Regions from separate parts of the Mus musculus genome. Here all the other regions are linked to region 1. Evidence: chromatin loops called from intact Hi-C (ENCODE). Cell type or tissue: heart. All regions are shown on one strand.

Region 1 (4,000 bases):
TGGCCCAACAAGGGGAGTAAGGAGGTGTCTACATCTCTGTCCGAAGTCATCTTTTACTTGGCAGTGGGAGGCAGATGGTAGACCATCTGGAAGACCGTGCTGGTTTGCACAATTTCCTTGCATCTCTGGGCTGTGGGAGAGTTCCCATTGGTAGAGTGCTCAGGCATGGAGCCCCTTTTCAACCCCAAGCATATGGAGTGGTGGCTTGCTTGCTTGCAATTTATTTATTTATCTATATATGTATGTATTGTGTATGTATGTATGTATGTATGTGTATATATATGCATGTATATGTGTGTGTGTATGTATGTGTGTATGCATGTATGTGTGTATGTATGTATGTGTATATATGCATGTATATATATGTGTGTATGTATGTGTGTGTATGTATGTATGTGTGTGTATGTATGTATGTATGTGTGTATGTATGTGTATATATATGCATGTATATATGTGTGTGTATGTATGTGTGTGTATGTATGTATGTATGTGTGTATGTATGTATGTGTATATATGCATGTATATATATGTGTGTGTATGTATGTGTGTGTATGTATGTATCTATGTGTGTGTATGTATGTGTGTATGTGTGTGTATGTATGTATGTGTGTGTATGTATGTATCTATGTGTGTGTATGTATGTGTGTATATATGTGTGTATGTATGTATGTGTGTATGTATGTATCTATGTGTGTGTATGTATGTGTGTATGTATGTATGTGTGTGTGTATGTATGTATGTGTATGTATGTATGTGTGTATGTATGTATGTATGTGTGTATGTATGTATGTGTGTATGTATGTATGTATGTGTGTGTATGTATGTATGTGTGTATGTATGTATGTGTGTGTGTATGTATGTATGTGTATATATGCATGTATATATGTGTGTGTGTGTATGTATGTATGTATGTATGTGTGTAATCCCAACTCGAGTGCAGTGGAAGCATTGGGCTGAATGATTAACAGCAAATCTGAGGCCAGTCTGAGACTTGGGTCAAAAAAAGAAAATTTCCCCTTCTCAGTTTGGCATGAAAACACATAAGATTAAGAGGAGTTACCCTAACTCGAAGGTCAGGGTTGGGCACCACCTCCGAGGTGGGTCCCAGCAAGGTTTTAGAGGCCCCTCCCCTGGTACCTTTTCCAAACCCAGAATTGTATGGGGTGGTCTGGGCTTTGCTGCCTGCCGCTGAGAACCGGGGCTGGGGTGGAGGCGACCTCCTTGCCCACGTCTGTCACAGCCTTGAGGAAGGGTCCCCGCCGTGCCCTGGTTAGGATGGTGAAGTATCATTTCTTGACTGCTCCGAGGGAAAACCGGTTGCAAACTGTCCACTTGAGCTTTGAGGGTGTCATGGCTGCCGTGAGTGTTGGCTGGAGGGAGAGCAACCTGTTCCCCTGAGCCAAGGACAGAATTTTCCAGATAAAACCCACAGCTGACCCACGTCTTCGGCCGTTCTGTCGACTGTCTGTAGTGGACCTTACAGAAAGCAGAACAGAAACTTGGCTCCTGGGGTGACCCCGGCCAGTTTCCGCCGCCAGCCACACAGGGCCAGAATGTGCAATTCGTGATATGCAGTGAGGAAAGCTGTCTCTTCATCCTATGCTCTGTCAGCTGAGATTATCCAACGCATAGCCCCAGGGAGGACTGTGACTAGCAAGCAGCCCCAGCTCAATGGCCAGGCTCTGGCTGGCATGGCCACCACACCTGTGAGGGGCCAGGGCACCAATGCTTCCTTCCCTGTGGGTTGCCCAAGCCTGGGCTTTGGTGAGAAAGCTTGCGTGACATTTCTGGGACCAGTAAAGACACACACTGTCTGCCAAGCCTCACAACCCCGAGCTGTCCAGACAGATTTGCAGTCTGCATCCCTCTTTTTTTCTTTTTTCTTTTTTTTTTTTCTTTTTCTTTTTTTAAAACTCATTTCTCTACCGTTATTGGTATTCAACTCTCACGGTTTTCCGGTTACAGTCAGCCTCGGCTTTCATCCATTTTAAAGAGCCTTTACCCCCTCTTGCTGTTGATGATGATGGTTTAAAGACAGATGGTGTAACTGCTTATGAATGTTCTATTTTATTTCCTCCGGACTAGACCATTCTCTCCGAGACATATATTGTTTCCACGTGCAGCCCAGACTTGCCTGCCTCCTAGCCAGTTGCCCTCTAGGCCTTGCCATGCAGAGGGCGACACCTGTAGGTCACAGATGGAACTGCAGCGGGACTCTCCTATTTGGCTAAATGAGACCTGGGTTTTTTGTTGTTGCTGTTTTAAAAAAAAGAAAAAGGAAAAAAAGAAAAAAAAAAAAAAAAGAAATAGGGGTGAGGTCACTGATCCCCTGTGAAGGAATTGTTCTTCTTTAAGCTCATATATAGTATTCTCTTAGTTTATAAGTCACAGGTGATAGAGCAAAGCCTAGAAACTCAAGAAGAATGGGTTTACTCATCTTGAAGAAAAAAACCAAAATTAATAAAATAATAATAATAACAATAATAATAATTTCCTGAAGTAAAGTAACCTCTTTTAACTTGCCCCCCCCCCCCTTCTTGAAACGTGTTAGCCTTTGCTTCCTGTTTGCATGGAGTAAGGAAGCAAGACAACACTCAGGCAGGCCCAGAGCGAAGGTTCTGGGACGAGTACCACAGCCCCTTCTTGCGATTTCCTCACGTATTCCTGCATCCGTAACCCGCCCACACACCTCTGTATCTGCCTCCTAAATAGACTTGCTTAGAAAGCTTCAAGCCATGAGCATCAGTCCCAGGTAATAGCTCCCAACTCTGCTTCGCAGCTGTGGGTGCTGGCCTTGACTTTGGTGGCCCAGTTGGGCATTTAACCTCCCTGTGCTGAGAGACACTTTGGCGCACCGTGTGGGGAACTGTCTCCTGTAAGAGCCAGACCGTTCCCATCTAAGGTGGTCATGGGTGTGTGTGCCAGAGAGATGTGCCCATTGAGCCATTTCTCCGCCAAATCCCATGTATATACTTTATCAATACTGCCCATGATTGATGCCATGGAACATATTTAAGATGCCCAGCTAGTGTGCATATGCTCAATTTAAATACTGGTTAACTTACTGCTGGTATTGCCATTAAACGATGGATTTTTATAGCCATCTTATCAAAAGCCTGAAACTCGCAGGCCACATTTTCCCTGGACATAAGATGGTACGTGCATCTTCTGGTACAACTGACTTGTTTTTTTGTTTTTGTTTTTTTTTTTTTTTTCCACACTTAAGCCCTTTCCCCCTCTACAAGGCCATGAATGCTGTTAATACTGAGCTGTATATCTAATGAATGTCAAGCCACGAATGCCTGGTTTTTGTCTGTGCAAACTAAGGGAAAGGCCAGGAGACTCAGCGTTAACTTTGTGGTGCAGCGAGCCAAAAAGGACACACAGGAAAACCAGAGAGCAAGCCCTGAGGTCAAGCAAAGCAAGCAGTGCCCAAGGGCTTGCCTCTGGGGCTCTCTGCTGTTGGGAAGACAGACAGACCATTCTTCAGCCTTGGAGTACATTTTTCTAGCCATTGATACCCTGCCATCTTTCTACAAGAATTAGGAAAACACAAATCTAGAATGATCCTCTTTTTGGCCTTGAGTGTGACTTATTTGACTAGTGTGGGCTAGAAGTTCAGAGGTCACCTGAATTCCTTTAAAGGTAGGGCTGAGGCCAGCCTGGGCCACAGTGTAGGACCTTTGTTCCCCAAACAAACAAAAACGTGGGCATGCGGTCGGAGATTCCTATGGCGGGGTTGGCTAGAACCCCAGTCCAGGGTTCTAAATTGTTTCCCAGGCTTGACTCCTGCTGAGTCTGTTCTGGGCTTCCTGTGACGGGTGTGGAGTGTGTGCGTGTGTGCGGCGTGTGCGTGGGTGTGGAGCGTGGCGTGGAGTGTGCGCGCGTGCGTGCTCTCGTGCTTCTGAACCAGGAGAAGTGTGCTCTTTAGAGTTCCCGCATCATGCCAAGTGATTCCCACCTTGGTTCCTTCGCTTGGTTCTTTAAAAAGTTAGTATCC
Region 2 (4,000 bases), 1.0 Mb before region 1:
CTTTTAGGCAACGCTGCTGATCCCACCCAGGGCTTCCCACAGGATAAGGAGGGGCTCTGCCATCTGACCTGCAGTCCAGGCTCTAGGTAGTTACCTCTTGCCTTCGCTCATTTACTGCCTGTTTGTGTCTTTGAGGAGCTCAAACCAATGTTGGGAATGGGTTCAGAGATGTGGGCAATGCTGTCATGGCAGAAACTGCTTCCCAGTTCCTTTGCCGCTGCCGCCACCACCAACATCGTCCTCCTCCTCCTCCTTCTTTTTACTAACCTTCTTTCTTTCCAAAACAACCCATACAAAGGTTCGACTGCTCAACTGTGAATCAAGAAGGATGTGTCTGTGTCAAGACACAACAAAGAGGAGGTGCCCAGGTTTGGGCTTCTGATGGCTTCAGAGTTAGGGACAGTGGCATATTTCAGGAAAGAGCCTGGAAGCAACTCTCTGGTCAGGGTCACCAGTCAGGCTCACTGGTATCCAAAGAGTCCTCACTTCCACCTGCTCAGGAAGCTTTTCTTTCTTCCTTCCTTCCTTCCTTCCTTCCTTCCTTCCTTCCTTCCTTCCTTCCTCCCTCCCTCCCTCCCTCCCTCCCTCCCTCCCTCCCTCCCTCTCTCTCTTTCTCTCTTTCTTTCTTTCTTTCTTTCTTTCTTTCTTTCTTTCTTTCTTTCTTTCTTTCTTTTTTTCTTCCTTCCTTCCTTCCTTCCTTCCTTCCTTCCTTCCTTCCTTCCTCCCTCCCTCCCTCCCTCCCTCCCTCCCTCCCTCCCTCTCTCTCTCTCTTTCTTTCTTTCTTTCTTTCTTTCTTTCTTTCTCAGAGAAAGCAAAGACTCAGACCTCCACAATTGGCTGATATGATATCACTAGTTCTCAGGTGTTAAAACACAACTCCTAATTTGCATTGGGCAAACCCTCTGGATTTTAAAACTAGTTTAGTCTTGATTTCCTGGCTTGCGTTGTTTCCTTTCAACACACACCTGCTAAATAAGATGTCTTCGTTAACACGAATTAAGAATGCTTTGTTCCTTTACAGCTTTGTGAATGAAGTTTTAGAAATGTGTTAGCATTTTTTTTCTAAAATAAGCTCCTTAAAAATATACAAATTCTTAGACATGAAACTAAAGAAAAATCTCTAGGCTTATGTGTGAAAAATATTTCTCTGTCTCTGTCTCTGTCTCTGTCTTTGTCTCTCTCTCTCTCTCTCTCTCTCTCTCTCTGTGTGTGTGTGTGTGTGTGTGTGTGTGTGTGTGTGTGAGAGAGAGAGAGAGAGAGAGAGAGAGAGAGAGAGAGAGAGAGAGAGAGATATGGGCTTTAATCATCACTGTACTTAGAAACATTAAAAGACCAAAGGAAACTTGTTTTTCATTGTAAGGAAAGGAACCGGAAACACTAGCAACATGTAAATATTGTTTCCTGGTAAGTTATAATCACATTACTCTTGGGTTACATGTTAGACCATGCTGATACCAAAAGACCACTTCCCAGTGGTGTCATTGCTTTGGGAGGCAGAGATAGGCGAGATCTAGCCCATGCAGTGACTAGGGTAGAACTGGCTTCTTTTACAAACAGGCATTTGGTTTTGTTGTTTGTTTGCTTCCGGACCCTCTCGTGTTCTAGTTGAACTCTTAGGCAAGATTCCTTAGACACAGACACTTCATGAATATCAGGCCCATGTTTCTCTGCCTACTGTTAATCTTACAGGAAGAGCCAAGGTAGAGTTGAGGTTTGTGGAAAAAAGTACCAGCCTCATCATCATATGGAAACAATAAGAATCAAGTTGCCACACTTCGTAAATCAGGCTCATTTTATCTTATGTTCTTTTGTTCGTTTTTGATTTTACACTTTTACGATGAACACACTTGGTTTGTTGAATGTACGCTGGAGACAGGAGCCTCCGTGGTTCCAGAATGTCCACTAGTGGGCGCTGCAGTGCTACCAACATTGTATGTATGAGTCTATATTTTTAATCCGAGCACAGTATTAAAGAAAAAAAAAAATCACAGAGTAAATGGTGAGTTTTCATCCCTTCATAGCAGCTTTCCTGTCAAGAAAGACACCAAAAATATAGCTGGAAGATGCTATCTGCTGAAATTATTTACTAAAATTTTAGAACAGAATGGCAGGGTGGGGATCTGTCCCGTTTCTGCCAACATTCATTTATATTTGCAAATTGTCACGTTTATTCTTGTTTGATAGGCATGGACTCTGAGTTCACATTATGCAGAAAAAAAAGGTACTTAATGGCCTAGTCCAAAATTAACACTACTCATTAGGCGAACACCCTGCCTTTTTTTTCTATCAAAGAAAGGCCGTTCATGTGTTCGGTCTATATGATTTTGAGTAGGAAGCAGTACGCGTTTGGGGCTAAGATGTCTGTTTGATATTTAGAGGCGAATTTGATGCTTTAATAAGGGAATCCTCTGTCTCCCTCATCCATCATCCCGCATCTTCATCCATCCAAACACCACTGTAAAGTTGTCAGAGCCTTTTCCATATTCAGTACTTGTATAAATAATGGCTGCTGTGATTTGAGGAAAAAAAAAGGCGGTGTGCATTTCCCAGTGATGTTATATATCTGATCACAGCCCTGGCGACACCTCAGAGGTTTTGTTTAAGCTTGCTGCAGCCTCGTGCATATCATTTAAGTCCTAGAGTCAAAGACCATTTTGTATGTTGACCATTATTGTGGTTAGTACTTGCTGAAATCAGTTTTGTAATGGTGGTGGTGATGGTGTGTGTGTGTGTGTGTGTATGTGTGCACGCTCTAGCGCATGCATGTGTGTGTGTATATATGTTTATGTGTGCATGTGTATGTATGCATATATGTGTGTATGTGTATATGTGTGTGCGCATGTGTGTGTGCACATGTGCATACCTGTGTGTTGTACAGCACGGATAGAACACAGCCTTTGCCTGATCATTTCATTTTTTTTTTTTATCATTGCCCATCACTTTTTCTCCTCTACTCTGCTGTCTTAGGGATTATGCAGGTTCAGTGCAATATTCTGAAATTAATCAAAGCAAGCAAAACCCCATGCCTTATTATCCATGGTGGGGGAGAGAGAGAGGCTTCCAGGACCCACAGAGCTTTGTGATGCCGGCCAGTTGTATAACTAGAATTTTATACATTATCTTATATATATATATAAAGAGGCTCTGGTTTTCACACAATGAAACCCTTTCATGTTAAGTTGTCCAGGCAGTGGATGGCTGCGTGTGTCAGTGACAAAGGCTTGCGATTTAACTGATGCATTGTACCCTGTTCCTTATTTAAATGAGGAACTCATGAGGGTGTGTGTGTGTGACAATATCCAATATCCATTTTTTTCTTTTCTTTCTTTCTTCTTTTTATTTTTAAGCTTAGCAGACCAACTCTAAGTCCCTAATGCAGTAATGCTGTATGGGTCATGGCAGCTTTGAAAAAAAAATGAGGCAAGAGCAAACTTCCAGCATGCTTATCCAGTCTGGACCTTGCGTTCTGTCTCATCTTTTGATAATCAGGCTCTCCAAATTATTTGTTTCCACTAAATTAGTGGCCATTGTACAGATTGCAGACACTTAGTCTGATTGAAAGTGATCAAAGGAGATTATGCACTGGGCTGGCTGAGCGAAGGTTCTGATTTGACCCACTGCCTGGAGAGAAAGTATCTAATCTTATAAACCCCATTCACTCCTGATGTGCTTTGTGACACTGCCCGGAACACATTAGACCCCTTTGTCTTAGTTCAGAGGAAGATGAAGGTGGGTTGGGTTGAGCCGGCACATGAGACAAATGGATGGAGACCCTGGGTGGTATTCTTTTCGTGGTGTCTTGAACTCTGTGTGTGTCAGGGTAGAGGGGGCTCTGCCTCCCTTCCCGATGGTAAATTCCCACCATCTTGGAGGAAGACACTGCTTCATTATTTATCAAGTGTGTTCTCGGTGTCAGAGGCTGTTACAGATCTTATGTTTCAAATCTAACCGTATTTATGTGTGTTTATGTAGCTTGTCCTACGAAACAGAAACATAGCCG
Region 3 (4,000 bases), 340 kb before region 1:
CCCCAGGTGGGACAGTCTCTGGGTGGCCTGTCCTTCAGTCTCTGGTCTACACTTTACCAAAGTGTGAGTGCTTCAGTCTTTCTTAGGAGGAGAACAAAGTACTTATAGGTTTTATATTAAACAATCCTGAATTTTATTCCAATATAGCAATGTCATTGATGTATTTCAAGACTATACAGTGTCTGCCCCTTGAGGTTGAGAGGATTGATGCCCTCAACTACACCCCAATTTTCCTCCATCCATATTGCCTACATGAACAATCTCCATCCTTTCTGATCACTCATGAGCAATGGCCCCCAGTGGTGTAACTGAACCAGGACCTCCACTCCCAAGGGCTCCTACAACTTGTGATTGAGTCTGGCTGGACATGTACAGGCTAGTGGCTGAAAGCCCCTCACTGAGTCCACTCTCCAAGTAAAGGCCTTTATTGTGAATGAAGTGTTCATAAAACTGAGTGTCTCCAAGCTGAAATGTCATCTGATGATTTTTGTTTCTTTTGGGTTATTATTTGAAAGTATGCCCAACCCATGCTTCTCAGTAGGTGACTTCTGCTCCTCCTCGAATGGCCATCTGGAACGTAAAGGAAAGTCTTCTGGGGGAGATGGGCAACTACAGGTCTGACCAAATGGAAGGACGCTACACAGGGTCACCAGAGAGCTCACGAAAACAAAGGGGTTGGGGGCCTGTGTCTTGCATATCTCTATACAAACAACCTTCAATCTCAAATTATCTGCATGGTCATATATTTATGTACATTTATAACAATGGTCCTATCTACATGTAGCTTCTGCCCTTTATTTCTTAATAGAAAAGTGGAGACTGGAATGTGTTCCCAAGTTCTCTTTTGGGTCCGCTTTTGTCTCTCTACCTTCTGAGATTGAAACTTTAAAAAAAGAAAAAAGAAAAAAAGATACCATGGTGGAATGAAGGAAACAAGCACTTCTTTGTGTAATGAAATGGCCCAATGACTCTTTATAGTCTTTGTGATACTATGATTTGAGTCTTGAGACACCAAATATAGTAGCCTGGCTTATCTCCTTCCCCTTTGTTGGCCCCCATGTCTATGTGCAACAGGGACAATAAGAGTCTTTTATACCTGATAAAGCAGCAATAACCATAAACAGAACAGTAGGACTGGACCCAACTGGCTGTCTACTCATGACCTGTCCCATGTTTCCCAATAGTTAATGAACTGGCTTTCCTTACTGTTTTTAACACATGTCTGTGTCTGCTATATTTGTGCAACATTGAAAATAAAGACATGTTACACTAAACAGAAGGATACTTGGTTAGACCCTTCCTCTCAAAAAAAAAAAAATCACTTTTTCTTGAAATGTGTAAACAATATGACTCCAGTTAGTTGATTCACCTCCTTCCATGTACAGGTGTGATCCAATTGCTTTCATTGTGTCCCTTGTGGACTATACTGTCCAGACAAGGTTGCCAAGATTTAAAAGAAAAAAAAATCTAGCAATTGATAGGCAGGAAACATGCACTACTCAGCATCCCGTGATGGCTCCCTTGCCCTCTGCCCACTAGCCGTGGACAGAGCAATACCCACCTCCTCCAACGATTCATCTACTGACGCCATTATCCATTGCTTATAACATCGCAGTCACAATAATGAATCGGTATGTCTTGATCCTTGAAGTACTTAGGAGGCCACACACAATGAGGGGAAAACAATGTGAAGACTGGGTTCTACTCAGCACAGGCTGGAAATGGATACTGGACAGGGGGGGAAAGGCATTAAAGTTGAAGAGAATTTTGTTTAACATGACGGTTTAAAAGATGTAAACGGTCGTGATAGGCAGGATCTCCTTCAATCAGAAGACCATGAGGAGGCCCTATTTAGACCAGTATGCTGGTGTGATTCCAAGTCACGCTACCACCACAAAAACACTAGGGGGCGCCATATTAATACCGGTGTCCCAGCTCCATTGCCCTATGAAAGCCCTCCATCATCTCTGGACCTTGGCTCTCAGTTTATTCAAGGCATGTTGCTGAAGGTTCATGACATGTGACCATTTCAGGAATGCAACCCGAATTAATGGGGTGGAGTGCTCTCCAAAACTCATTCCAAGCAGTTATATCTTAAGGGATACCTATACAAGTTCATTCCTTACGTTGGGCTAGGTGCCATTGCTTCGTGCCTGATGTATCATGGGATATAATCATCCCGAAACTCCCTGGCATTCAGACTCACCATCTACCTTGGAGTAAGATAACACTTGCCTTCCTGGGCTGATGTGCCTATGAGATACGGATTATAAAATGGGTGCCTCTTCTTTTCTTTTTTAACTCTGTACTTTCCATCCCCTATTCAGAAATTATTCTCCATAGAAGAAAGTTTAGCAGCTATCTGTCATCTACTAATAAGACGTCATCAGCCTCAGTCACAGCCTCAGGTTAGGTTGGGAGAGTGTGGAGACCTGGGTGCACAGTGGCCTCCGACCCCACTGGGCTACAATTCCGCCTAGTCACTCATAGTGCAGACGTAAGGATGGTTCTCCCCATACCCACTACGCCACCTCAAGCTGGAAGCTCTAGCTACTTCACTTGGGGTAGGGTTTCTGAAGCTTACAGCCAATGAAGATCTGTAAACGGCATTTAAACTACAAAAGGGGCTGGAGGTGGGAAGGGAATTCCCGGGGAAAGAAGTGATCATGGTGGAAGATGCCAAGATCATAGCCCATTTGAAATCCGCTTCTGTGTCGGACATTCATTTCAAAGCCTGTGCTATCAGATGGATTCTCCTTGTTGCTGTTCCATTGATTTATTGAGTACCTAGTATATACGAAGCAATGAGGGAGCTCTACAAAGACAGTCAATGGGAAAGGGACATCCTTGGCTCTGTTCTTGACATTTGCATAACTGCCTTACCCAGCATGCTTTTCCTGTCACCCATCCCTTTCCAGTCTGTGATAGCATGGTCTCTATCGCCATCTTCTTCCCCTCTCTATCCCCATTAACTGAACACTAGCATAAAGAAACAAAACTCAGGGGGAGGGGGGAAGGGGAAGGGGGATGGTTCCACTGGTAAAGCGCTTGCCATAGGCACGAGGACCTGAGCTTAATCCCCTGAACCTACTCGTAAGAAGCTTGGTGTGGCAGTGCGGTGCACGTTTAGAATCTCAGCCCTGGAAAGAGATAAAAGACAGGCTGATTCCTGGAGCTCTCTGACTAGATAGGCTCTCCTAATGGGCCGAAGAGAAACAAGATAGATAGCTTCAGAGGAATGGCAGCCGAGGTCATTCTCCAGCCTCCATACATACGTGCAGCTACACGCATATATGTGTGCACACGTGTGTGCACGTTCACACACAGAAACCAAACTAGATTGTGTAGTGCTTATGTTCTCAGTACCATAGATCAGCATCAAGAGTTCTTTAAAAATTAAGGCTTCAGAAAAACTTGTCCTCTGCTCACGAACTTAAGACACACACACACACACACACACACACACACACACTCTCTCTCTCTCTCTCTCACACACACACACACACACACACACACTCACATACACTCACACTCTCACTCACACACACACACACAAACACAAATCAGTAAGTAAAAATGTATATATATTTTTAATTAACTGCAATGGCATACCTCAAGGCAGGGTATTCTAGAAATAGAGGTTAAAATGGTATCTATGCCATACTATATATGTCTAGAGACCAGAGGACATCTTACAGGAGTCTGTTCTCTCCTCCAACCAAGTGGCTCCTATAGAATGAACTCAGGCTTGAACTCAATCTCTTTCACTTGCTGAGCCAAGGTGAAAGGACTGGTTTATAGCCACCATGTGTAGTGCCCAAGTCTCTCTGGGCTCCTGGGACAGTGTTCCCACTGTTCTTTACAAACATATCACTTGACATTAAAGAAGAAGGACCGAGCTGGGATGAGCTAGGCTGATAGAGTACTCACCTAGCACAAACCCCTTGGCTAGAGCCCCACATAACCAGAGCATAGCAGTATGTGCCTATAATCCCATCAC
Region 4 (4,000 bases), 200 kb before region 1:
CTCCAGGCTGTAGGTTACCTGCCTGTGGCTCTCCAAGTTAAATTTTTGTCTAAACAAAGACAGGCTTGAGTAGGCCTCGTCATGCATGTAGTTATTGCAGGGTTGAGATAAAGAAAGGGGATCAGGGTCATTCTTTTTTCTGCTTGTCAGGCTTCTGAGGTGTAGAAGGCCTGACCCAGGGCCTGGGACAGAGGCAGGATCAAGGCAGAGGCCCTCTACTGCCACCCCCTCCTCAGGATCTCTCATTACTTTAGATCCTGTCTTGTGGGGTGTTTTTTTTTCCCTTTCTAGCTTTCATTTTGTCAAAATGTGTATCCCATGCCCCCACCTATACTCACCTCCTTACAAGATTCTGAGGCTGTCCCGTGAATAAAACTCATGAGGAAGCTGCAAAATTCAGTTTTCCAGGAGTGGAAAGCAGTTTCCTGTTGGCTTTGCATCTTCAGCCTGTAGCTTCCAGGTGAGGGCTGAGGGTCTGGAATCTCTGTTTTCCCAAAGAGATTTCTGGAGGGGGGGGTCATCTTCTGAGAGGAGATTCTCCCCCCCCCCACCTTGCCTATCTCCTCGTCTTTATGCATTATTCATTGCCACTTTTTCAATTAAATTATTAATTGGTTTTCTTTAAGGTGTTCCTGACTCGTGTGGCTAACATAAATAACAGTGTGTTTTGAAAACACCACCTGTTCTTGAGCCCGAGGTCAGGCAGCCTGAAGCAGGTCTATGGAGGCCATACTCTGGCTCAAAAACCCATCCTCCCCCAACCCCCCCAGACCTGCTCTCCCCCTTCCCCAAGTTTGACTAAATTTGGCCTCTGCCCTCCTTTGTCCCTAATCAGACATGATTCCCCAGAGGCAGCTCTTTTCTCCCAAGGTCCTAGCTTGGGGTGGGGGAAGGGAGACGGCGATTGCAATCTTTTTTTTTTTTCTTGTGCTAAAATATAGACAGGGTAACAGACTGCGCCCAACAGGTTAGGTATTTACATCGATTTGAAACCGAATTCTATTGTACCAAAATGCTTCCTACATTGGGGCCCTGTAGTTTTCACCAAGCAAGCCTCCCCCTTTCCTCCCTGTTAGTGTGTGTTTAATGCAAATACGATTCCATACATTCTGCTCTTCGCCGGGTGAGCTTATTATATTTCTAACACTTGCATGGTTCATTATTGTGCAGTAGGAAAAGACTCGCGGCTGCCGGGGGCAGCCTGGGTGGCTGGTTTTCAGAAAGAGAAAAAGCAGGTGTCTTTCTATGCTGGGAATGAAGACTAGATTTAGGAGGAGGGTGGAATTCTGTCTGAGAGGACTGGAGCCTTCCGGTGAGATTTCAAGGGGGCCTGCCTTTGCATAACAGAACGCCAAAGGTGAACCTTGGGAGACCTAGAAGTGCCCAGCTGTCGCTGTGACCAGCCGAGGTAGCCCCGTTGGGTTTGATCCTGGTGGTAGAATCGTCTTGAGCCGGGCCACCTTTCTTGCCCTGTCTGAAATGCTCTGTGGCTCCTAAGGGCAGTCTCCTGATCCTGACAGCGGGTGGTTCCAGGCTGCTTGGCCTTTTCTAGTCGTTTCTTGCTCTCCTCTTCTCCCCCTCTCCTTAGAAACTGTCCTTAAACTCTCAATGGAGAGTGAGTGAGTAGGGGATGTTTTCGTAAGTTTCTGCAGCTGAAAAACAGAAGTGCTCTGTGAAGCAGTTAATAGGATGGGTGTGTGTTTCAAATAAATTCCTGTCCACATTGGCTAAAGTCCCCATGTTAGAGTGGCCTGGCTCTGACGTGGACAGGGCCCAGAGACTGATGGATCAGGGTTCGGAGGCCCCGACTGCTTGTTCTTCTCTTTTGGGGGAGAGACTGGGGGTGGCCGAAGGCGCGTCCGTTTCTTCCAGGCCGGCCTTTGACTTTTGATGAGCGGTGCGGTCAGTGCCTCGCGGGGACGCGGCTTTGTTCCTGCCGGGCCGGTTCCTGGGTTGGTGCAGGCCAGGGCAGCCAAGGCTCCTGTCCCCAGGCGAGTGCGGCCCAGGCCGCCTCCAAGGCTGGTGCTGGGAGCCCGGGCCCGGCAGCTCCGGCCCTGCTCCTGTGTGTTTGTGCGTCTATGTCCCCAGGTCCCCGCAGGCGCGCGGGCGCGGCCACCGCGAGCAGCCCGGCCTGCGCCCAGCGCGACTGTAGATGTCAGGCTTTGCCCGGGGAGCCGAGAGGCTGCGGGGCTGTGAGTTTCAAATTAACCTTCCGCTTTGTTGCTGTGTAATGTGGATCCCCGAAGGCCCCCCGCCCCGCCCGCCCCCCTTCCTCGGGCGGTGCGCGCTGCAAACTGCGAGTTGAGCTTCATTTACATAAAGCGATTCCGGGCGGGCGGGCGGGCGAGCGGGCGGCGCAGGAGGAGGAGAGAGGCGGGCAGGCCGGGACGGGGACCGGGACGCAGCGCCGCGCCCCGTGGGTGAATCCCCGCCGCGCCTGGGGGACCTCCCTCCCCGGGGCAGCCCGCAGATCGCCAGCCCCGGGCCGCCACCATGCGCGCCCCGCCCCTGCCGCCAGGCCCCTCGCTCCTAGCCTGCGCCACCGCCGAGCCCGGGGGGCAGCGGGAGGTGGGGAGAATGCCGCCTGGGGTGGGTAAGTTCGGGGCTCCGCTGCCACTGGAATCTCCCGTTGTCGCGCTGCCCGGCGTGGTGGCCCCCGGACCTCCGAGTGCCTCCTTCCTCCTGAGGTGTACGGAGGCTTTGTGTGCCAGGTGAGTGCAGCCTCCCTCCCCCGCCGCGCCGCTCGCAGCCGGCCTAGCGCTGGAGGCAGGTGCTGCGAGTGAGTCTTGGCTGAACTTCCCATTCTCTTGGGGCGTGTGGGGGAAGGGCAGGCTTGGATGCACTTGAACTCCTAGACTCCAGGAGGAACCTACCTGGGGAGAGAGTGGCTTAGAGTCTGCTGGGCACCAGAGTACGTTCTTCCTCCTATCTCCTCTTGCTTTTCCTTCCCGACCTCCTCCTCCTCCTCCTCCTCCTGCTTTTGGGTTAGTTCCTACCTTGTTAATACTTGGGGGTACTGGTGCCATTGAGAACTTTGGATTCTTTGGTCTAAAACACACCTTCAGCTGCCGGGGGGGGGGGCGGTTATGAAGGAAAGAGAGAGAGAGAGTGAGAGTGTGTTAGAAGTCGCTGGTCAGTTTGCAGCAATGTGAAGAATGTGCCTGTTTGGGGAGTAATTAAAGAGAGAATCAGGGCAGAGCTGGCGGGACCTATGGAGATCATCTTGGCCTGGCTGCTCTCTAATTTCGGTTTGTTCTTCTGCCAGAACCGGTACAGCATTTATTTTGGGGGGCGGGAAGTACGAAGGAAAGGTAAGATTTTTTTTTTAAACTCCATTTAAAGAGGAGAGATATCCAAGTTAGGGTAGCAACAAGAAAAATAACAACAAAAAAACCAAAAACAAAACCAAAACAAAATCCAACTCAAAGTCATTTTGTAGGCTTAGAGAGAAACAAGCTTTCTGGATAACAGCCTTTTCTGTCCTGTGCGTACCTATGTAATGATGATGGTGATGGGAAATCTTACCCTCAGGGGAGAGCCCACAGCCCACATGGCACACTCAAAGGGAGTTTCAGCAGCCAGCCTTAGTGGTGGTACCCAGTGTGCTAAACTGGTTTAAAGGTGACCGGAGAGCAGGTGAGTCCAGGAGGGCACCCCACCCCCCACCCTCCACCCCTTGCATTTTCTCATTTATCAGCCTCTGAAGACTCTCTTGGAGCCACTGATATATAAACCCCAGAGCATATAGGCTTCCCATCTGGAAGGCAGGGAAGGCCAGGGCCTGCTTGGTGTACGGCATCAAGACACAGCAAGGAAACCAGACTTAAGCCTGGGAGAGAGATGGTGAGGAAGTTACACGTCATCTTCATCTCACTTCATTTCGTGCTTTGAGATCTTTGGTGACGAGTCACTAAGTAAATAAGAGTCTAATTTGAAGCTCACCCATAGCTGGGGGTAACTGTTTCTTTGCCATCAGGCAGCAGGTGCCCAGTTTGTAGAG
Region 5 (4,000 bases), 270 kb after region 1:
TTGATTATGCTGATTTATATCCTCTGAGTTATATCCTTGGCCATATATTTATATGGCTTATATATGTGGCTATATTTAAGTGGTGGGTTTTAGGTTCTCCTCGCAGATTAGTGACTTTATCAGCCTTGGGGAGCTGGCTAGGTCTCCAGTACCAGGCGTGGGTTTCTTCATGTTGAGAGGATCTTAAGTCCAATTTGACAGCTGTTGGTTATCACCAAGTTGTGTGTGCCCCTATTGCAAATTGTGCCATGGCGGTCATTGTTTTAGTTTGGAGCCATAGAGCAGGGTAGGGCTATCAGTTGCTTGGAAGCCTGTGTGGAGCCTTCTGATACCACGAGAACTAGTTCTCAGGGACTTTAAAAAAGTAAAATATGCCGGGCGTGATGGCACACGCCTTTAATCCCAGCACTCGGGAGGCAGAGACAGGCAGATTTCTGAGTTCGAGGCCAGCCTGGTCTACAAAGTGAATTCCAGGACAGCCAAAGCTATACAGAGAAACCCTGTCTCAAAAAACCAAATAAATAAATAAATACATAAAAAAGTAAAATATACTATTATAATTGTATGTTCTAAAGGGAAATCTATTTTATGATTCAAAGAATAGAACACAAGCCTCATTCCAGGAAAATAAGTGTTGACATTACATTAATTGATGGTTTGGCATCCTCTAACACTTTGGAAGTAGGATTTTCATAATAGACATCTGAAAACAACAATTCTTATTCAGTAAGAATTTCCTTTTTGGAGATTGGTAGACCCAAAAGAAAGAGAAAAAGTAGAAGTCTTTAACCCATTCGAGAAACTTGAACTCAAGGATGCTGGGTAAGGATGGCTGGGGAGGAGTACCAAGCAGATTTGAATCTGTAAGAAATCAAGGATGAAGGTAGCAGAGAACAGGAATGAGGTGTGCCGTGCAGCACTCAAGTAGGTGACCGACCGTAAGAACCTGGGTGCTCATCTGGGAGGACGGACTGCCGAAGCCGGATTCCGGCGGGCATTTTAGGGCCGTGTTAAGGTGAGAAGAAGAAAGTAGTTCTTCGTGCCCTGCAACTATCTAATAATACGCTGCCATAGCTGTCTTCTAATTGTAGGAGGTGCTTTATTGGAAATCTCAAGTTTGAACTCCTCAGACTCTGTCCGTCTCCTATCCCTCTAGGGCCAGCTCAGCCCTTCATCCTGTCAGAGCGCATAAAACAGAACAGCTTACAATTTGCTATGAAGGGGTCTTCGGGATGAAGCATCTTAATGTCTGGAAAGATTAGACGGGATCTTCATGCTTAAAGACTCCCATGAAACATTTCAAATCACACGGATGTGTCTCGGTGCCCTTTGCCAAAATTAATAGATTTAGGCTGTGGAGTTAGAAGAAGGCTAAGTATCCATACCCACCTATCATCCAATAACATTTACTATTTTTAAATCTTCTTATAGCTCCTGTACTCTTAAACTGAGAATATATTAAGTCAGAAAGGCTACCTATTTTAGACTCCTGTAAGTTAACACATAGGGGCAATTTCGATGTATAGTGACATTCTAGAAATAAATATCACACACAATGACCTAGAGACTACACCATGTTGATCGCATGCGGCTGTTTTTACTTGCTTGCTTGTTTGTAATTTTGACTATTTATCAGTCTGAGGTTGACCCGCCTTTCTGGTTTCAAATAGCTATTCCAAGAGCCCTGATAAAGAATGGCACAGAGGGACCATGGCGTAATAAACCACCAAGTGAGCTACTTTGAATTCCTCTCATGTTCTGAGAACGAGAATGTCTTAAGCTTTGATAGAACAGGGCAATTTTATATTTTCCGTCTGACTACTTTAAAAGGTTCATTGTCTTTTAATTAAACTACGGTGGGGGGGGGGCTGCTGGGGGAGAGAGCAGAGATTAAAAGCTGTCGTGCTGTAAACGGGGTGGCTTTTAGCAACTAGTAGATGAGTGAAGCCACCACCTCAAGCAAGATGAACTACAGCAACAAGTTCTGTGCCTCGAAGCTTCTCCTTGTCTGACTGTAGCAGTAATTTGGAGTTAATTTGTGTGGCTTCCGCAGTAAAAAAAAAAAAAAAAGACTGTGTTCTATGTCGTCTGACTCTTCCTAGCATGGCTTCGCAGCTGTTAGGTCCCCTTTGTATGGTCCAGCACCGAACCACCACCACAGGTGAAAGCCAGGTGAGCAGGTTAGATGGGCATCTTGGACCAGGCTTAGTGTTCACCACGTGTTGTTTACTCTCCACAAAATGCCTGCGTGGATCAGCCTCTGCCTCCATTCTCCCACTTCCTGCCTTCACCAACAAACGGAGGGCCACTCTCCTCTGGGCAAGTCACACTGTTAGGTTGGGCGAATGTCTGGGTTTCTCTGGGAGTTTTATTGCCTGGCACATTGTCTTGTTTTCCTTTGTCTGCGTGAACACTTTTTTTCCCCTTCTTTGTGTCTGTTTTTCTCCCTTTGCCTCCTACTCCCCACTTGTCCCCAAATCCTTGAAGCCAATGAGGCTGTGGTGACACCTTCTGGGCAGTGCTGGGAGTGAATTACAGCCAGGAGTGAGCTTCCTGGTGGTGGTAGCTCACCCACATACAGTGAATAATAGGATGTATGGTTTGCTTCATCAAAGAAACTGATACAACATCCTACTTGTTCTTGGGATTTCTAGCACTGCTAAGTACCAAATGCCGTAAGTTTCTTGCAAACAAGCACAGATTTGCAGTTAGTGAAATAAAAAAAAATAAATAAATTGACAACCAAGGCCCTACCTGCTTACTTTCCTAGTGGTGGTTCTGAGTCAGGCTTGAAAATGAATGTCAACAAAATAAAGGAAAGCAATTACGTGGGACTAGAATATCAACACCAGACGCTGCTGCACGTGTTTTTGCAAGGATGTGTGTGTGCATGTATGTGGTGAGACACGGCAGTATCCCGTTACATGCCAGTGCCTTCTAGCAGTAAGGACGTGTCCCATGAACAGTCCTGGTGAAGGCAGTGACATCCATCTCAGCTGCCCACTGCCTGGCCGTGTAGGATACAGGTCGCCTGGTGCTGTTTCTGTGCACCCATGTCTCTCAGCAGGTTTCACAGACAGGCTATGGATCTACTCTGTACAGCCTCAACTGGAGTCTTTTTTTTTTTTTTTTCTGAACAGACTCCATCATTCCCACCTCTCCTTCCATGCTGATTTAATTGTTATATTTAACATTTTTAAATGGTTTCTTTTTTTTTTTTTTCATACTGTATGGAAATGATACAAGCTTACAGGTACCAATTTCTCTCTCTCTCTCTCTCTCTCTCTCTCTCTCTCTCTCTCTCTCTCTTCCTTTCCTCCCCCTCCCTTCCTCCTCTCTTTCTTTCCTTTTCCCCTTTTCTTATTTTTTTTTCTATCACTACTGACTTACACTTGGACCCTGAAGAGACTCAAAGGTACAGCTTCTAGGAAAAAAAAAAATCACATGGCAGCTCTAGCAAAGTTGATGTTACTATCTCATCAGGAGAATATTAAAAGAGCCTATGGAGTCTGTTGAATAATCTCTGCCCTCCTCATAACTCTCTGTCATCATCACTGACTGAATAGCAAATACAGAGGTAACAGACAACAAAGGTACACCGGGCAGCCATTGCAGCTGTGAAGCTGCCCGTCTTTGCAGTAACTGCACACCTTAGGACGCCGTCACTAGGACACTGAGCCCAGGACACTAAGCCTGGCTGTTGTGGGTGACTGGAGCAGTTGCATCTGCAACCTTTAAAGGACCACCACATGCCTCATCTTCACTTTCTACGCCGTTCTTCAGTGAAATATTGCTTATTGGGTGTATAATATAAGCATTTATGTGTGGTACAGAACCCGATATTTTTTACAAGTCCTAAATAATCAAATCAAAGCCTAGCCACATTACTTTCCAATTCTGATTTGCAAACAGTGGTAGTCCGCTTGAGGGCGGGGGGAGGACAATAATGAAAATGGGGGTGAGGCTTTCCTGAAATTAAAAGAAAGCTGGAAATACCGAG
Region 6 (4,000 bases), 1.3 Mb before region 1:
TTTCAACACATCTTCTTGAATACCCAGGCTGGCCTAGAACTTGCGATTCTTCTGCTTCAGCTCTCTGTGTGTGCTATTATCCAACTCCGTTAAGGTGTTGTGTTTGCCCGTCAAAGTGAAATGACTAGCAAATAGGCCTGGTAAGATGATATATTAGTGTATGTCACACACACATCACACACACACACACACACACACTCTACACAGACACACACACAGAAACCACACACAGACACACATAGACACACTCAGAGAAACATACACACACATACACAGAGACACACAGAGATGCAGACATACACACACAGACACACACACACACAGACATATACAGAAACACAGACACGCCACACACAGATGCACAGAGACACACATATACAGGCACACCATACACAGACAGGCACAAAAACACACAGACACCCCACACACAGACACACAAAGACATACACGCACACACAATACATGACGCATACACATGAACACAGGCACATATACAGATAGACAGACAGACACAAACACATACTCTCACACACATACACTAATATATAAAAAACAAACTTATGAAACCCTTTCAATGCTTATAGGATAAAATTCGAATGCACACATGCCAAGCTCTCTGATTACTTTTCCTTTAGCTCAGGCACAGTGGTGCACCCTGGGATGCCCGTTGGGAGCCTGAGTCGAGAAGAATGTGAGTTCACACATAAACCACAGGGCGAGAGCCTGCTCCCTAAAACTAAACAAAGATCAAAACCCAATCTCAAACTTTCCCTTCGTTACTACATACAATTCTTTTTTTAATAGATCCATTATTTTGAACCCAATTGACCTGTGTAAAGTGTGCGTGATGTCTAGACCGACTAATGGTATCCTTCAAAACCCAAACGATATATTTTGGACTATTTTCTCAAAGGAACTACACACCATTTTCGGTTATTGTCAAATAACCCCTTTATCATAATTTCCGAAGCTCCCCTTTGTAGCTGGAGTTGAAAGAGGTGAGCGGGTTGGAACGCCAAGCCAGCGTAAGGCTTAGCAGGGCAAGTGCAAAGCAGTTGGCTTCCCTCACAATACTTTTGCATAGGAGATGTTAGAGGGAAGGGGGCAGCAATAGCTCTGGGGAATCTTCTATAACTTGTACCCGGGAATGAGAAACTCTTTACTGCGCTGATATCTCAGCTGCTCAAACCGCCTTTTCGAAGCTAGTTCAAACTTGATTTTGATCAATTAAACTACCGGGAATGGAGACTTTTCCTTGAGCGTAGACTTAAGCTTTCACCTTTAAAATTTAAACTCCTTCCCTCTGACTTCAAAGAGAAGAAGTGCCGGCTTTTAGAATCTCATTTTTAATATACTGAAGCCCTAGGATAATATTTGGGAAATGAGGAAGGAAAAAATTGAAATAGTTAAAAGTTTGGTTTTTATCTGCTATTTGATACTGAATGTACAATGTCATATTCTGCAAGAATTTTTTTTTTTTTTTTTTTTTTTTTTTTTTTTTTTTTGAGCCAGGGACTCACTAAGTATATGGCTCAGGCTGGCTTTCAACTCTTCTTCTTCAGTATCTAAGGGATTATATGTGTGTGTCACCATGCCCAGCTTAGATACCGTTTAAAAGAGTGTATGGATGAATAGTGTTGTACTATCCTGATGAATTTTAGTAGGCTCTCTTGGTAATGTTTTGGAGTTATATATTTAAGTTAAAAAAAAAAAAAATCTTTGTTCCGCAACTGGAAAACAAATTGTTTAACAGGTATTTCCAGCAGAGGGCGCCATCTGACCATGGACGCGCTATCGCTACTTGCCAGTATCCTGTAGCCCATTTTATCAATATACATAAAAAACTCAATGTTCAAATTAACTAGTTCAATAAGTAATTTAGCTCATTGATTTTTGGGCATATCCTAAGTGCCATTACAAGCTACGGATATTTTAAATGCCATTACCTAATAGAAGGAATGTTTTAAGCACCTTTTATTGATTTTATTACTGCTTTATTTTGCTGTCTTGGTTTAAAATCATTTTAACCACTCCGTAATCAAGAAGAAATATATCGTTGGTGAAATACGGTCAATTTCCTAAAAACCTTTGACATCATTAAATAAGGAATAACAGTTGTTAAATCATGTCAGGCAATAACGGAGGGACAGAAGAGATATAAAGTTTGGAGCAGTAGGCCAGCATACCGGGAAAGCCCCATTGACCTTGCGCCTGCAGATCCCACATGCACCAGAAGCACTCGAGGTGGCTCATGGTTTTCACAAGCAGCAAGACAGATTTAAAAATCCCAGGCAGTCAGGAAGTTGGAGGGATGGTAGCAGGACGGGATGATTCTGGACAATTAGAGACTTTCTTAATGACCTCCTGTGATCCTCTGTCAAAATGATTCTCTATTTGGCAATCTCATTTGATTTTCTTGCTAGACTCTAGCATGTTGATAATCTGAAGAGCATGGAAGTGATGTACTCGTAAGTTTTTTCCCCTTCTCTTTTAACGTCTCCTTCTTATACCCGTTTGGTTTATATTAGCAGTAGTACGGAGCTGATCAGCTGGGAGAGAGGCAAGGAATCTGGCCCCTAGACTGCTTAATCAAAGAGCGGCAGAAGCAGGTAGTGAGCGCAAAGCCTTGCTCTAAGCCTGCTAATGAGTTGATTGCATTGACATTTGATATAATTTAACTGCAAATATCAATACTTGTATACGATTTAGAGCGTAGCTGTTGAGCTGTGATTAGAAGTTGAAAATGATTCCTGGTAAGAGACCACCTGGCTGTGACCCAAGCCCGGAGAACGCAGTTCTCCTCATTAAGTGGAATGGATCCAGAAAGTCAAGTGTTTTGATTATTAATAGAATCTCCTCCTTTTCTTTGAGCAAATGTTAGCTTCGAGAGGAAATTGATAATTATCCGAGGTCTGTTAAATGATCGTTTGGTGAGCTCATTTCATTCCTTCAAATGAGCTCGTGTCTCCAATTGTGGCAATCATTCGCCGGGCAGAAGAGAACACTAGCTCAAACCCTAGTGGGTGTCACTGACAATGTCAGTGTGGTCAGTGCGTCCGGGAAGAATTCATCCATTGGAGGCTGCAAACCAGATTTGGCTGAAATGTGCATATTTAGCCTATGTTAACTCATAAATTGGATAAATACGTTATGCTAAACTGCACTGAGTAAATATTGAGTATGCAAAACACTCTTGTAGGTGTCTCAAACACAGAGAATATAGAATCTAGATTCTCCTCTGTGAAAGTGATGAGTACAGCTCCTGCCCTGTGGGAAGGTTGGAATAGGGATGGGAGACTATGGAACAGGGAAACGCCAGGCAAGGGAATGGGGAAGTGGCTTTGGTAAAGAGCCTGGGACATCAGTGGCTGGCATTCAATAGACCAGCAACGCAAACAGCACTGTGTGCTTCTGGGGAAATTGAACGAAGCTTCTCAAAAAATAAAATCTGATTTGCTCTGTTTCTTTCTTTTTTCATTTTTTTTCAGTATGTGATGTTTCTTTATTTCCAAGTTTATTATTATTATTATTAGGTATTTTCCTCGTTTACATTTTCAATGCTATCCCAAAGGTCCCCCATACCCACCCCCCCTTTTTTCATTTTTGTTACGAAGTGTTTAATACACCGTGAAGCGTGTGTGTGTAAGATCAAGAAGAAAACGAAAATCTCTTTTCTTCCAGTGAGATGCAGAATCTTACAAACCCCTCTGAACACCCTGTGGCTCATAGCTCCTTCCTGCCTACCCCAGTACTTCAAATTAATATTATTTCACCCAGGTGCAAAATATAGGAATTTCTGGATTGGCCAAGATCTGCAACTTTTATTCTTACCTTTGGTTGGATCCATGAGAAATGAAATGAAGAAATATGTTGTGCTTGCCTGGTATGCTATGATTACATAGTGTGTGTGTGTGTGTGTGTGTGTGTGTACACATGTGCACACATACACACACACACACACACACACACACACACACACACACACTCATAAGGGATGGGG
Region 7 (4,000 bases), 120 kb before region 1:
CAAAACATGTTGGCAGCATGTGCTGTGCACTGCCTGGGTCCCAGGAGAAGGGTGATCCTTGTATTTCTCCCTAGGGCAGGGCAAGGAGTCCCCAGAGGACCAGGCACCTTTGCCTGCTGGCTGACTTCTCTGGTGATGCCCTGCAGGTTCTCCACGTAGGCAACAGTTTCTCTTGCTGTCTCTATTCTCTTTGTTTTTCTTGCTTTCCCCTTTGTTTCCCTTCTTGGTTTCCTGCCAAACAGCCCCTCGTGAAAGGACCGCCTAATTAACCCTGTGCTAATTAACAATTTAAAATTACACAGTGTGACTGTTCATGTTTAATTCGATGGGAGCTGGAGCAGCAGGAGCCCCCTCCCCTTCCTTAGAACCACACACCCCTACTCAGCCTACCAGAACTGAGGCATTTCATTCATCTCTCCCTCCTCCCCCCTGCCTCCTTCATGGAATAAAACTGAACTTTCCTTACAACAAACACCCTCTCACTTTAAAGAGGGAGATAGTTGCCCAGGCGAGTGTGGCAGACCTGGTAGTAGCATTCTATCCTTGCAAAGCAATCTTTTTAAAAGAGATTGATATTTCCAAAACTGCAGTGGGCCTTAAAACAGGGAACCTTGATATTCTCACACAATACCCCCCCCCCTTTGTATTGGGGGATTCCTAAGGTGCCGGAATTCCTGTGCACTGAGTACTTTTCAATGGCAGATTTAAATGCTCCGCAGAGCAAAGAAGGGAGCAACAGTGCGTGCGCACAAACGCCTGATGGATCGCTTCCGTGTCTACCCTTGAATTTTGTCATCGGAAAGATGTGCTTTTATAAAATCTGAACTGAATTCCTAAACAAGTAGCATTGGAGTGTAGTTATTGAGGCCATTTAAAGGGAACCTGCGGGAGTAGCCAGGGGACCAAGAATTGGCCTGCAGGAAGGGTTGAGAGTTCCGGGTGAGCCAGACTGGAGTGTCTGTGGGATGGGGTCAGGGCTGGAGGGGAGGGCTTAGGGGGCTGAGGAGAGGTTTGTGAATGCTGAGTGGCAGGGCTTCCTGTGAAAGTGTGGGGACCCACTTGGTTCCCAGGCCGCCCTCTGTAACTGAAGAGCATTGATTTTACGGGAAACCATGTTTACAGACAGAGCGCTGATCGACCTGCCGAGTTGACTTCTGCCTCCTTAAGTAAGAACTACCTTTTTCTTATTGACTGGCTGATAAACAGAGCAAGCTCGCTGGGTGGGAGAGTAGTGGATGCCCCGAGGCCCATGAGCTGCCAGACTGGGCAGGATGAAGAGATTGCTTCACGTCAGCGCACCCCCACCCCCTTCCCAGTCTATTCCTTCTTCTCTGCATCTGCTAGGGACCCAGGCAGGAGGACACATGCAGCCTTCCTGCCCTGGCAATACAGAAACAGACAGGCTGGTCGTCTGGTGAAGATGTCGTGAAACAGCATCTCAAACTTTAATTCAGGGTCCCCAGAGATGATGTGTATCTGACAGGTCTGTTTGGGGTGGGGTGTGAGCCTGCATTTTTCAGGACAGTGCTATTGACGCATCTCCTTAAAAAGTTTCGCCTGCAGTCAGTGGGTATCGGGGAGAAGCTCTAACACAGGCGTTCTGGGCCTGGAAACTGGGCTTTCTTTCCCACCTGCATCTTTATGGGCTGTCACCTTCCTAGGATCGACCCCCAGACCCAATGCCCCAGTTCCCTGTCTTTCAGAACTAGTAACTTGCTTGGGAGTAGGGAACAAATTAAACGAGTCTCTCTCTCTCTTTCTCTCTCTCTCTCTCTCTCTCTCTCTCTCTCTCTCTCTGTCGTCGTCGTCGTCGTTGTTGTTGTTGTTGTTATATTCTGTTTTTAAAGTCCCAGCCCCTTAGCCGGCCAGTTCATGGAGGAGGAAGAAGAGAGCCAGGCAAGCAAAGCCCACCAATTAATTGGTAAATGCTAGCAGGTTTCTCTGGCCCAACCCAGGCTGGAGAGGAGATTGGCTTTGCTGTCAATAAACAAGTCCCTGGTGCAGCATCAAAGCTGTTCTCCTTTATCAATCGTGGCCTCCCCTTCCCGCATGTTCCTGTAACTTACCAAGCATTTATGACATTGATTTTACAATCGGGCTGTTAACCCTCCCGCCCCTTCAGACCTGCCATCCTTTTGGGCTTGAACTGTCAATCAGGTGTCATCCAGCCAATCAGGGATGTCCTTAGGAAGAGCCTCCCCCGATTCTCACCTAGATCCCAGCTAAGCCTTGTGGGAAGCCCTGTCTCATTTGCCACTGGGGCTGGTTTAGTGAGGTGATTTGTTTGAAGCGAACAGGTCGTTTCTAAGGCACACGGAACTTTTACCATCACAGAGGCCAAGGTTATCAGTCGATTGATTGGACAAGTGAGTGCGTGAGAGTCTTAAACCAATCATGGCACATCCTTTTGGAGGCCTCTGCAAGCCTGCCTTCTCCTCCTTTTCCCGAGGGGGAGCTGTTGGCTCACTATGCAGTCAAGCCCGGAGAAATACAGAAAGTCGAAGACAAGGTTGGCAGGAGATGGAGGGAGATGAAACCTAGCCAAAAGCTCTGTCTGCTGCTCATGAATGAGCTAGATGGCAGAGCAGGGACCAGATGGCCTGGGGTCTGTGACTAAAAGACTGAACCAGGTCTCCTACAGGTGCTGAGCCACCTGTAGGAGACCTGCAACAAGGCCATAACCACCCCCGAGGAGGTGATGGTACAGGAGCCAGGCAGCCTGTGATCTGTTGCTACCTTCCCCAGGGACATGAACTCTCAGAGGGCAAGTTCAGCTCAGTAGCACTCTGGAGTCGGAAACGGAAAAGCCCCAGGGCTGCAGGACAGCTGCTAGGGCAGCAACTAATAACCAAGAGGCAGCTGTGCAAGAGGGCCTTGGTCATCAGCCCAGCTGCCGTCTCTGCCTTTGCTAGGGGAAACCCACCCCATGCAAGGCGCATGGCGAACAGGCTCCCTGCAGATGGGCAGAAGGAGGTATTGCTCCCCAAGGAGGCATTGCCCCATTGAAAGTCGGGCCAGCCTCATCCTTGGTGCCTTCGTAGTTTCACTTGCGAAGTCTTCTGAGCTCCAGACGAGGAAGCTTTTCTAGTTTGGGGGTGAAGGAGATGGGAATTTGGGGGTGAAGGAGGGGGTCTTCTCTTCAGTTTGATGGTTGAGAATCGTGGCACCGGCCTCGGTTAGGATTTACCCTAGAAGGTTTACTGCTTGGGACATGTGACTTCTGATGTTTCCGAGACCCGATGGGGAGGGATGTGGGCCGTTGTCCCCCTTGGGCCCTTTTCAGGATGTACCTAAGCCTTTACCTTTGCCCTCTGACCCCTGTAGACCTTTGAACTCACCAAACCTGACACACGGGCACTGATTTCTCTATGTCACTCAGCTCTTTCTGAAGGTGGCCACAGCTTCTTCCCCTCATCCTCCCTGGTGTCCCCCCCCCATGCCCCCCCCCAGTGCAATTGATCTGCTACAGATGGCTTCATGTAAGTTATCTGTATTGGGGGGGGGGTGGGCGGGTCATTCCATGACCTCACTGGGTACTGGAAAGATGCTAAGCCTCTTCCACTGTGGCTCCCTGCCCAGCCTGTCTCAAAGCCCTGATGGCATGGAGTGAAAATTCCAGTGGATCGAACTGTAGAGTGACAGACAGTGTGAAGTCTAAGGGGCTTATCCCTGACCGCTTCCCTGTTTCCCACTCAACGCATGGACCCGGCTGTGTCGTCCATGGTGCCTCTTGCCCTCTCTGTACCGCACCGTGCAGGGGCCATGTTCCCCAGTCTGCCCTCTGCCCTGCAAGCTTTGTGTCGTGGGTGTGGACAGAAGCTTTCTTAGAGCACCCCACGCGGGGACTTTAGCCTCAGCCCTCCTAACCTCTTTCCTTTCTCTCTCTCTTTCCCCTCTCTCCCTCCTCCCCACCCCCCCTCGCCTCCGCCCTTCAGGTCCGATCCGTACTGGGTGCAATGAAAGCTCCAAGCAGGCCTTACCATGGAAGGCTGTGACTCGC

The links. Hi-C counts contacts between places; a loop is a spot of excess contacts. Peaks named below come from ENCODE experiments on the same cell type or tissue, not always from the same donor. Only the 100,000 strongest peaks of a DNase experiment are listed, where the experiment ranks them.
Region 2: a loop joins it to region 1, with 25 times the contacts of the local background. A loop is called at or near these places in 2 of 42 quality-filtered maps.
Region 3: a loop joins it to region 1, with 7 times the contacts of the local background. A loop is called at or near these places in 17 of 42 quality-filtered maps.
Region 4: it touches region 1 in a loop (2.7-fold over the local background); 12 of 42 quality-filtered maps call a loop at or near these places.
Region 5: a loop joins it to region 1, with 4 times the contacts of the local background. A loop is called at or near these places in 8 of 42 quality-filtered maps.
Region 6: it touches region 1 in a loop (6-fold over the local background); 4 of 42 quality-filtered maps call a loop at or near these places.
Region 7: a loop joins it to region 1, with 4 times the contacts of the local background. A loop is called at or near these places in 13 of 42 quality-filtered maps.

Annotation. Positions count from the first base shown.
Region 1 is chr8:108,909,551-108,913,550 of GRCm38, forward strand. All of the region lies in intron 4 of Zfhx3 (zinc finger homeobox 3), which reads left to right. Among named protein-coding and RNA genes, the nearest start is that of Mir3108, 25 kb to the right of the region's middle. In heart, a CTCF peak has its summit at 2,192; DNase peaks (open chromatin) are centred at 1,481 and 2,171; H3K27ac peaks cover 958 bases.
Region 2 is chr8:107,880,133-107,884,132 of GRCm38, forward strand. No RefSeq gene overlaps it. Among named protein-coding and RNA genes, the nearest start is that of Gm39242, 48 kb to the left of the region's middle. In heart, a CTCF peak has its summit at 1,902 (motif pointing right); no DNase peak of the experiment used is centred here.
Region 3 is chr8:108,572,395-108,576,394 of GRCm38, forward strand. The region is part of intron 1 of Lncbate1 (brown adipose tissue enriched long non-coding RNA 1); the gene reads right to left. It overlaps Gm51548 (a long non-coding RNA gene), which reads right to left. Exons shown (of 3, transcript XR_003947448.1): 1 at 1,562-4,000. It also overlaps a transcript of Zfhx3 not described here. Among named protein-coding and RNA genes, the nearest start is that of Gm51548, 3.6 kb to the right of the region's middle. In heart, a CTCF peak has its summit at 1,903 (motif pointing right); a DNase peak (open chromatin) is centred at 1,937; H3K27me3 peaks cover 637 bases.
Region 4 is chr8:108,712,620-108,716,619 of GRCm38, forward strand. Zfhx3 (zinc finger homeobox 3) reads left to right here and starts at 2,025. Exons shown (of 10, transcript NM_007496.2): 1 at 2,025-2,711. In heart, a CTCF peak has its summit at 2,139; DNase peaks (open chromatin) are centred at 1,882 and 2,442; H3K4me3 peaks cover 3,861 bases; H3K27ac peaks cover 3,723 bases.
Region 5 is chr8:109,183,581-109,187,580 of GRCm38, forward strand. The region is part of intron 5 of D030068K23Rik (RIKEN cDNA D030068K23 gene); the gene reads left to right. All of the region lies in intron 1 of 4922502B01Rik (RIKEN cDNA 4922502B01 gene), which reads right to left. Among named protein-coding and RNA genes, the nearest start is that of 4922502B01Rik, 64 kb to the right of the region's middle. In heart, a CTCF peak has its summit at 2,501 (motif pointing left); no DNase peak of the experiment used is centred here; H3K4me3 peaks cover 665 bases; H3K27ac peaks cover 689 bases; H3K27me3 peaks cover 272 bases.
Region 6 is chr8:107,601,452-107,605,451 of GRCm38, forward strand. No RefSeq gene overlaps it. Among named protein-coding and RNA genes, the nearest start is that of Psmd7, 15 kb to the left of the region's middle. In heart, a CTCF peak has its summit at 1,775 (motif pointing right); no DNase peak of the experiment used is centred here; H3K27me3 peaks cover 583 bases.
Region 7 is chr8:108,788,267-108,792,266 of GRCm38, forward strand. It overlaps Zfhx3 (zinc finger homeobox 3), which reads left to right. Exons shown (of 10, transcript NM_007496.2): 2 at 3,936-4,000. The coding sequence starts at 3,982. Among named protein-coding and RNA genes, the nearest start is that of Zfhx3, 76 kb to the left of the region's middle. In heart, a CTCF peak has its summit at 2,449; DNase peaks (open chromatin) are centred at 2,525 and 2,795; H3K27ac peaks cover 249 bases.